2 separate regions of the Homo sapiens genome follow, and region 1 is linked to region 2. The links are chromatin contacts, found by Hi-C or POLR2A ChIA-PET in ENCODE. All regions are on one chromosome and are shown on one strand. The core of a region is the stretch at or near the end of the contact, and the rest is flanking DNA. Distances in the headings are between cores, read along the strand shown.

The links. Hi-C counts contacts between places; a loop is a spot of excess contacts on that map. ChIA-PET counts read pairs that join two places held with the same protein, here RNA polymerase II (POLR2A). Pooled maps may share reads with other maps.
Region 1: a loop to region 2 is called in a pooled map, with 1.9 times the contacts of the local background. The contact joins the promoter of COA6-AS1 here to the promoter of LINC01348 in region 2. A Hi-C loop is called at or near these places in 4 of 37 single-sample maps with no recorded cell type and 9 of 50 pooled maps. POLR2A ChIA-PET finds 5 or more read pairs at or near these places in 1 of 52 experiments (MCF 10A).

The regions. Positions count from the first base shown.
Region 1 is chr1:234,371,952-234,376,292 of GRCh38, reverse strand. COA6-AS1 (COA6 antisense RNA 1) reads left to right here and starts at 2,700. Exons shown (of 2, transcript NR_125961.1): 1 at 2,700-2,870; 2 at 3,083-3,486. COA6 (cytochrome c oxidase assembly factor 6) reads right to left here and starts at 2,837. Exons shown (of 3, transcript NM_001206641.3): 1 at 2,615-2,837; 2 at 1,904-2,063. The coding sequence starts at 2,826. RefSeq lists enhancers at 2,454-3,003, 2,825-3,649.
Region 2 is chr1:235,068,078-235,072,247 of GRCh38, reverse strand. It overlaps LINC01348 (long intergenic non-protein coding RNA 1348), which reads left to right and starts at 2,430. Exons shown (of 4, transcript NR_027454.2): 1 at 2,430-2,844; 2 at 3,746-3,952.

The DNA of each region.
Region 1 (4,341 bases), core at 1,451-3,950, 700 kb after region 2:
CTGGCACACAGACTGGAAGCTGCCCCGGAAGTGTGGGAGTGGGAGCCATCAGGCTGGAGAAAAAGCAGTGGGTTGCAGGAGGAGAGAGAGGATAAAAGTGGGATCGAAGGGGAACTCCTTAAACCTGGAGTTCCTCTCAATGCATCTGTCTAATGGGAAAACTACAGATGTATAATATTTTCTTCTGGAGTCATTATCTAATTCAATCATAGAGTCCCACATTGATCAGTTTTCAGTTTACATGTCAAGTTATGCATTTTGTTGTCATAACAATCCCACGAGATAGGTTGTAACAGGCTGGTTTTACAGATGAAGAGTTCATCTAAAGCAATGCCTGGCCAGACGTGGTGACTCACGCCTGTTAATCCCAGTGCTTTGGGAGGTCGAGGTGGGAAGATCACTTGAGCCCAGGAGTTCGAGCCCAGCCTGGGCAACATAGTGAGATCCTGTCTTTACAAAATAATTTTAAAAATTAGCCAGGCATGGTGGCAAATGCCCATAGTGCCAGCTTCTCAGGAGGTTTAGGCGGGAAGATTGCTTGAGGCCAGGAGGTCAAGGCTGCAGTGAGCTATGATCACGCCACTACACTCAAGCCAGGGTGACAGATTGAGAACCTGTCTCTAAAAATTAAAGAAAGAAAAATAAAGTAATTTCTGTTCACTGTGTTCATCCCCAGCTCAGCCACCAATACGACCCCTCCCTGCATCACAGCCTTCTTGTAGCCTCCTTCAGAGCCTTTTAAAGGTTTGAGGTATGAGAGGGCAAAACCCCTAAAACCACTTCAACTCTAAAAGTATCTGTTTTCCAACTACATGGTATATTTTGCAGCAGCATAAGACAGTGAAAAAGCACAGGCAAATCCAAGTTCAAATCCCACACCAGCCAGTTAGGCCTGCCTTAAAATTACAGTTTTGCCACTTGCTGAGTAATAACAAGCGAGTTACTTCAATGCTCTGAGCTTCAGCTGCCTCCTCTGGAGATAGAGAATAACAACGTCTCGCTCTGTGGCCCAGGCTGGAATGCAGTGGCGTGATCTTGGCTCACTACAACCTCCACCTCCCAGGTCCTGGTTCAAGCAATTCTCCTGCCTCAGCCTCCTGAGTAGCTGGGATTAGAGGCATGTGCCACCATGCCCAGCTATTTTTTTTTTTTTTTTTTTGTATTTTTAGTAGAGATGGGGTTTCACTATGTTGGCCAGGCTGGTCTTGAACTCCTGACCTCGTGATCTGCCCGCCTCAGCCTCCCAAAGTGCTGGGATTACAGGCGTGAGCCACCGCACCCAGCCAACAACACCTATCTTAACAGGTACTGGTGAAGATGAAAATGTCAAGCACTTAGCACACATGGCCACTTACTAACCTCAGTAATAGTCCTCTTTCCAATCCCCCCTTATACTAAGGACAGGGGATACAGCGCTTGAATGCCTGTCAGGGAGACAGAATCCACCATATGAACCTTTTCTTTCTTCTGCTTACCAAACTCCTTTCTTTATATTTTGGGTATATGATGACTTACAGGATTTTTGGGTGAGCAACTGGGAATGCTTTATTTCTGATAGTAGCTCTAGGTCAATAATTTTGCCAACTCCTGCCCAAGATTAAATACTACCCCTTCAGAAGATCCTGGAAAAGTCTACCAGTGAAATGAACTGGAATTTTTTGGTTACTGTTCATATGTTTGTTGTGTTTTTCGATGCTCTTTAATGTGTCAGTTGACATTCTCCAAAGATCTAGCTGATGTAAGTGCGTCAAATAAGGCTGAATTACCAGGCAAGGTTTTCTCTGCGCCTCAAAGAAACTGTTAATTGACATGCCTCAGAGAGCGCTTCATGTCAGCCTACCACTCACAGTATAAGCTCGATGTATCTTAACAGGGAAGAGAAACACATCAAAGTGTGACTTACCCACTGTTGGGGACAACTTGATTCGAAAGAGCTTCTTAACTTCTTGCATTGAGAAGCATCCTCTAAGTTCTCATCTAAACACTTCCAGTACTCATCCCGGGCCCCCCAGCAGACCTGTCTTTCCTTCATAGATGGGGCTGCCATTCCTACTGCGATGAAGCTGTTGGCCAAAATAATATTTGAGATTAACAATGAACTTTGTAATCTGAAGAGAAGATAAGGAAAGAGGAAAACCGTCAATCTCCTCTTCCTTTAAAACTAAAAAAAAAAAAAAAAACAAAAACAAAACAAAACCATGCTTAGGGATTTTGATGAGGCAACTGAACCCAATCAGTTCTCAGTGGCAGCATAAGGCCACCCGCTCTTGAGGCTTATCTCACACTGTGTGATTTGATCCCTGCTGGGGCGGCAGCGTGGGCTCAGAAAGCCCGGCTGAGAACTGTGGTTCTGTCCCAGTCGCTTAGGGCAGCTCATTTATTCTCTCCGAGCCCGTTTCCCACCAGTAAAGCGGGGACAGCAGTGCCTAGTTTACAGGGTTACTGTTCGAACCTAAGCGCTGTAGAAACAGGTGTGTGGGGGCCACAATCACCAAGCAGGCGATTGGAGTGCCACCCCGTTTTGCACAAGAGGAACCCGCGGCTCGGGGACAGTAAGGGACCTCCCGGGCCCATAGTCCACGCGCGCCCCACCCGGACCCATCAGCAAGCCGACCTCTCTGCCCGCCCACGTCCGGCTTCCTTTCGATGTCGACGGGAGGAAACTGTCACGCAGGCCACCAACCGGCGGTGGAGGGCGCGGTGCCGAGTCCTGCCACTGCAGGGTCGCCCCGCTGGCTCAAGCTCTAGAAGCGTAGACCTCCCCAGCCGCAAAAAGCAACTCACGCGGCGAAACCGCGGACTCTTTTGACCCTTCCGAGCTACCATTTACTTTCCATAGAGGGGCGGGACTTCCTGTTTCGCTTTTATCTGTAAGACCGACTTCCGGCCTTCAAGGGCAAGAGGGGTATATACGTATATATCATCGCACGGTGTGTCCCGGAAGGCTTGATATGCTAGTCCCGCGGGACAAGGCGAGCCGAGGAGTTTGTGTGGAAGTTTGCATCTGAGAGTGCGAGAGCTGGACGGAGTGTTACAGAGCCGCGATGCCTTCTCGTTTTGTTTTGTTTTGTTTTTGATACAGTGTCTCGCTCTTCCGCCCAGTCTCGAGTGCAGTGGTGAGAACACGGCTTACTGCAGCCTCAAAATCCTGGACCCAAAAGATCCTCCCACCTCAGCCTGCCTCCCAGGTAGCTGGGACTACAGGCGCACAACACCATCGCTTCTTGGATTAAAAGAAAAGGATGAAACGGGCCCCAGAAAGAGGCGGTGACGTCCCAGAACCCATGGCAGGGGAGTTGGGAAAATAAATATTTGTATTGTTTTAATCTCCCTTGTGGCTTTTTTTAACCCCCGAAACAGCAAGGTATTTTTAAAAGGGATGAAGAGAGTTGCTTCAAATGTTTTGAGACGTTGTTATTTTTAATATGTGAGTGAATATCTTAGAAACAAAATGAACAAGAAATAAAAATTTTAGAAAATATATGAGTTAATCTCTCAGCAGAGTCTTTATTAAAAAGCATGTTTATGGTCAGTCATCTGGCACCCCGTTCTCTTAATAGATCCCATCTGCTCCATCATCTAGTTCTAAAACATTTATATAAGATGCAATTTACAATTTTGCACTCAGTGCAGTTTGATCCATTCCAAATTCAATATATGCAGACTTTTCCGGGTGGCGATGTGAGGCTACGTACCACCAAATATGTGTTCTGCAATATAGAAAGTATTTCCCCCATAGTTAATGCACTCTCATAGTGGAGTTACTTTAGCTTTACCAGAGCCACCCCCTTCTTTTACATCATGTCTATTGACGTCAGTTTACATATAGATATCTTTTAAATATGACTGATGGGATATAAAAGGAATGAAAGGAAAGAGTCTTAGATGACTTCTGAGTCTAAAAAGGAAATGTGTTTTAAATTTAAAATTTATAAGTACCTAATGAAAAATACATATGAAACAAAGTGAAGTGACAGAATTACAAAGAAAAAAAATGCCTGGTCATATTGGGTAATTTTAACAGGACTTTCTCACTAATCGTTAAGACTAGCAAGAGAAAAGTTAAGGATATAGGAAACGTGAATAACATGATGTAAAAATGACGCAATTAATATGTACAGAACAACACGACCAAAATCAGAATGTACAGTTTTTTGAAAGCAGACACATCACCACAGTCAACCACATACTTAGTTATAAAGCAACTCAAGAAATTTTGAAAATTGAAATAATTGTCATTTTTTACTACAGTGCATTTAAGATAGAAATCAATAAAGAACTGTAAAAACAAGCCTGAATAACACAGAGACAGAGTCAATGGTATTGAGAAAATATTTTGAA
Region 2 (4,170 bases), core at 1,181-3,680:
CTCTTGGATGGTAGCAAGAGAGGATGTGAGGGTGGTGAGCAGGGGTGTGGTCCTGTAGGGAGGACCTTGTGGGTTGTGGGGCCGTGTGTGATTCTGGATGCTAGGGGAGGTGATACATAATTCAGGATTTCTTGGGAAGATGGTGCCCACTGTTTTTGTTTTTGTTTTTTTAAGACAGAGTCTCACTCTGTCACCCAGGCTGGAGTGCAGTAGCACGATCTCAGCTCACGGCAACCTCCGCCTCTTGGGTTCAAGCGATTCTCCTGCCTCAGCCTCCCGAGTAGCTGGGATTACAGGCATCTGAGTCCACTGTTGAACCCACCTACTGTATCTCATTGCAGGCTCAAATAATAGCCATTAATGCAATGTAGGTTCCAATCCCAAGTCTCCAAGCAATGATTTTGGGGCAGAGGTTGTACTATACATACACCTATAGATATTTCTTGGCATCTTATTACAATGCTTTGCAATGTGGCATGGGGTTTGTTTCTCAGATTTTACACAGGAAGTTTAGTTACTGATATATAGGTTGAGCATTCCAAACCAAAAACCCGAAATCCTCCAGAAATTGAAACTTTTTGAGCATCAGCCTGATGTTCAGAGGAAATGTTCATTGGAGCATTACGGATTTTGGATTTTTGGATTTGGGATGCTCAACTGATAAGCATATTATGCAAATATTCCAAAATCCAAAAAAATGCAAACTCCAAAACACTGTGATTCCCAAGCTGTTTATTATTTTTTGAGATGGAGTCTTGCACCGTTACCCAGGCTGGAGTGCAGTGGTGTGATCTCGACTCACTGCAACCGCCATCTCCTGGGTTCAAGTGATTCTTGTGCCTCAACCACCTGAGTAGCTGGGATTACAGATATGCGCCACTACGCCCGGCTAATTTTTGTATTTTTAGTAGAGACAGGGTTTTGCCCTGTTGCCCAGGCTGGTCTTGAACTCCTGGCCCCAAGTGATCCTCCTGCCTGGGCCTCCCAAATTGCTGGGATTACAGGCATGAGCCACTGTGCCTAGCCCCCTAGGTATTTAAATGAGAAGCATATTCAACCTGTACTAGAAACATTGTGTTATGTCTTTCCATGTCCCAGAAATGGATTCAGGGACATCATTTCTATTCCTCATAGAAATGAGCCATCTTTAGGTGTCTGGGCTTGGTGACTTATGCCTGTGATCCCAGCACTTTGGAAGGTTGAGGCAGGAGGATCCCTTGAGCCCAGCCATTTGAGACCAGCCTGGGCAGCACAGTAAGACCCCATCTCTACAAAAGATAAAATTATATCACTTCTCAGCCTTTTAGCTAAGATCAAGTACAAAAAATAAAATTATTAGCCAGGTGTGGTGGTATGCACCTGCAGTCCCAGCTCCTCAGGAGGCTGAGGTGGGAGGATCACCTGAGCCCAGGAGGTTGAGGCTTCAGTGAACCGTGATTGTGCCACTGCACTCCAGCCTGGGTGACAGAGCAAGACCCTGTCTCAAGAAACAAACAAACAAACAAACAAACAAACAAAAAACTCCTTGGGTAATGACCCAGCGGTCACCCATTGTGACCAGTTTTTCCATGGGACTGAACCACTGTCATTTGTCTGGTGCTTTATAACAGCTTACAAAATACTTCTGCAGCCACTTTCTCATTTGCTTTTCCCCAGTGCTCGTAGCGTTATTGGCGATGTATAGATGCAGAAGCTAAGAGAGGTTAAGTCATTTGCCCAAAGTTACGGAGCAAGGGGAGACCTGGACCTAAGCTCCAGTCCTTGGCCTTTGCTCTCAGACTTTCCCAAGTCCCTGCTGTGGGGCCTTTGGTGGCAGCGGGCCAAGGCAGTTCCGGGCACCTGGGCTGACTGTGTGACTGTGAGTTTGGTAAGCCGAGCCTGGCAGGTGTTTGCAATTCCCTGAGCTGGCTCCTGGGAATGCATTCTGTGCCATGCAGGGCCGTGTTGCAACGTGACTAATGGATGAGAAGGTTGAGGAGGAAAGCCATTACTTCACCAATGTGAATCAAGGTCATTCGTCACCTCGGGAAGCACACGGAGCTGCGACGTTCAGGAGGGAGGCACGCTGCTCCCAAGCCAAACCACGATGCAGCCTGGCACCAGTCCCATGCAGCAGGGAGAAGGGGAGTTTCTGGAAGCGAGGATGAGCTGGGCAGCCAGGCCCAGGGCCCTGGCCGTGCATGCATCAGCCCCTCCTGAGAAAAAGAGCTCAAGGACTACATGGGGTCTTACCCACGAGTGGGGCAACGGTGCAGTTTCCAGGAGGCGTTGGCAGGAGCTGACCGGCCACTGACGCTGGCCGGGGTCCCTAGGGGACAGGGACTGGAGGGTCAGCGGCCTCTGACCATCCAGCGTCATCTGAGGAAATCAGGCCAATCGTGAGCCACCAGAGTGTCCTCACCGAGACGGCCTCTCTCCCTAGTATAACAAGCCACATTTGCTGCCTTTCTGGGAGAGTTAGAAGCAAGCCACGTGGGTGACTTCTTTTCAAAGTTCTCTGCCTCAGAGGAGGAAGCCCCATGGGTGGAGGCCAGGCCCGAGGCCATCCTGCTCTGGGCCAGAGCGTGCCTGTGTCTGATGAGCGAGGACATGCCTCGTCTGGCTGAGCCTTCCATTTCACACCGGCAGCTCGAACCCCCCATCACGGCTTCCTTTTGGGCTCCCCTCCTCAGGGGACCGAGCTTGAAATGTGCTTGCCCTTCATCCCTAAGGCCTGCGTCCCTTCCTCAGAGAGGACTAAGCCCCTCTCCCAGTCTTGATGTTCTCCGAGGCCCTTCTTATTCACAGAACCTATCTGGCTTATTTATTCGCTTGCTTGCTTCTGATGTCTTCTCTTACTGAAAGGTAAGTTATGTGGGAGATGGAATCATGCCAGCTTTGGTTCACCATTACATCCTCCACACTTTTCTATTCTGATTTATTTATTTATTTTAGAGTCAGAGTCTTGCTCTGTCGCTCAGGCTGGAGTGCAGTGGCACAATCATAGCTCACTGCAGCCTCAAACTTCTGGACTTAAGTGATCCTCCTGCTTCAGCCTCCTGAGTAACTAAGACTACAGGTGTGCATCACCATGCTTGGCTAATTTAAAAAAATTGTTTTAATACAACAATTAGCTGGACGTGGTAGTGTGAACCTGCAGTGCCAGCCACTGTGGAGGCTGAGGTGGGAGGATCACTTGAGCCCAGGAGATTGAGTCTGCAATGAGCTGAGATCGTACCACTGCATTCCAGCCTGGCAACAGAGTAAGACCCTGTCTCAATTTTTTTTTTTGTAGACGTGGGGTCTCACTATATTGCCCAGGTTGGTCTTGAACTCCTGGACTCAAGGGATTCCTCTGCCTCAGCCTCTAGTGTCACTGGGATTACAGGTGTGAGCCACTGGACCTCGCTCCCCTGAAAAGTTTTTGTGGAGCCTGGCACCAGGGGAACCCAATATCTATCCTTTGAATGAATGAATAAATGCAAGGAAATAAATGAAGAGGAGGCGGGGGTCAGGAGGGGCATGTTTTATATGAGTAGATACCATGCAAAGGTCCTCCTGGGTGCCATCGCCAGTGCGGGGCAGCCTGCGAGCCCCTTGAGGGAGGTCTCCCTGACACACTGCCCACTCCTCCTGGGGCCGAGCAGGAGTCACATCCAAGGGCTGGGTCATTATCTGATAAATGAGTGGGTTGTGCGGATGAGTAAACAGGGACTGACCCAGAGGTCAGGTGTAACTCAGCCTCAGAAACTGCGTGTGTCAATAGGAATCGAAGGGCCAAGGAATGTGTTTTTCGTTGATGTCAACTTGCTGCAAAGGACCACACCTGCTTCTCGACCCAGGAACGTGGGAAAGGGAAAGGCTTGGCTTGTTTTGGTGGAGATGGAGATGCTGGTAACAGTGGAGGAATGCCCTCCTTCTGATTCACAGTGGGGAGGTGCTCTGGGCCCCTGCCACTGCCCGAGGACTTCAGGTAAGTCAGCCCGTGGCCCCCAGCCCTTCCCTGCCAGACGCCCTGGCAGACGGCTTGTTCTGACAAGTATGCGCTTTCTGGATGGAACAGCCTCCCTTTTGTCCAAACCCTTCCTTTGAATTTAAAATGCACAAAGAACCTTTCGAAGAGGAAAAGAATGGGATCAGGAAGAGGAGGCTGTATCTCATTTGGACACTCAAGCCCTCAGCTCCTGCCCA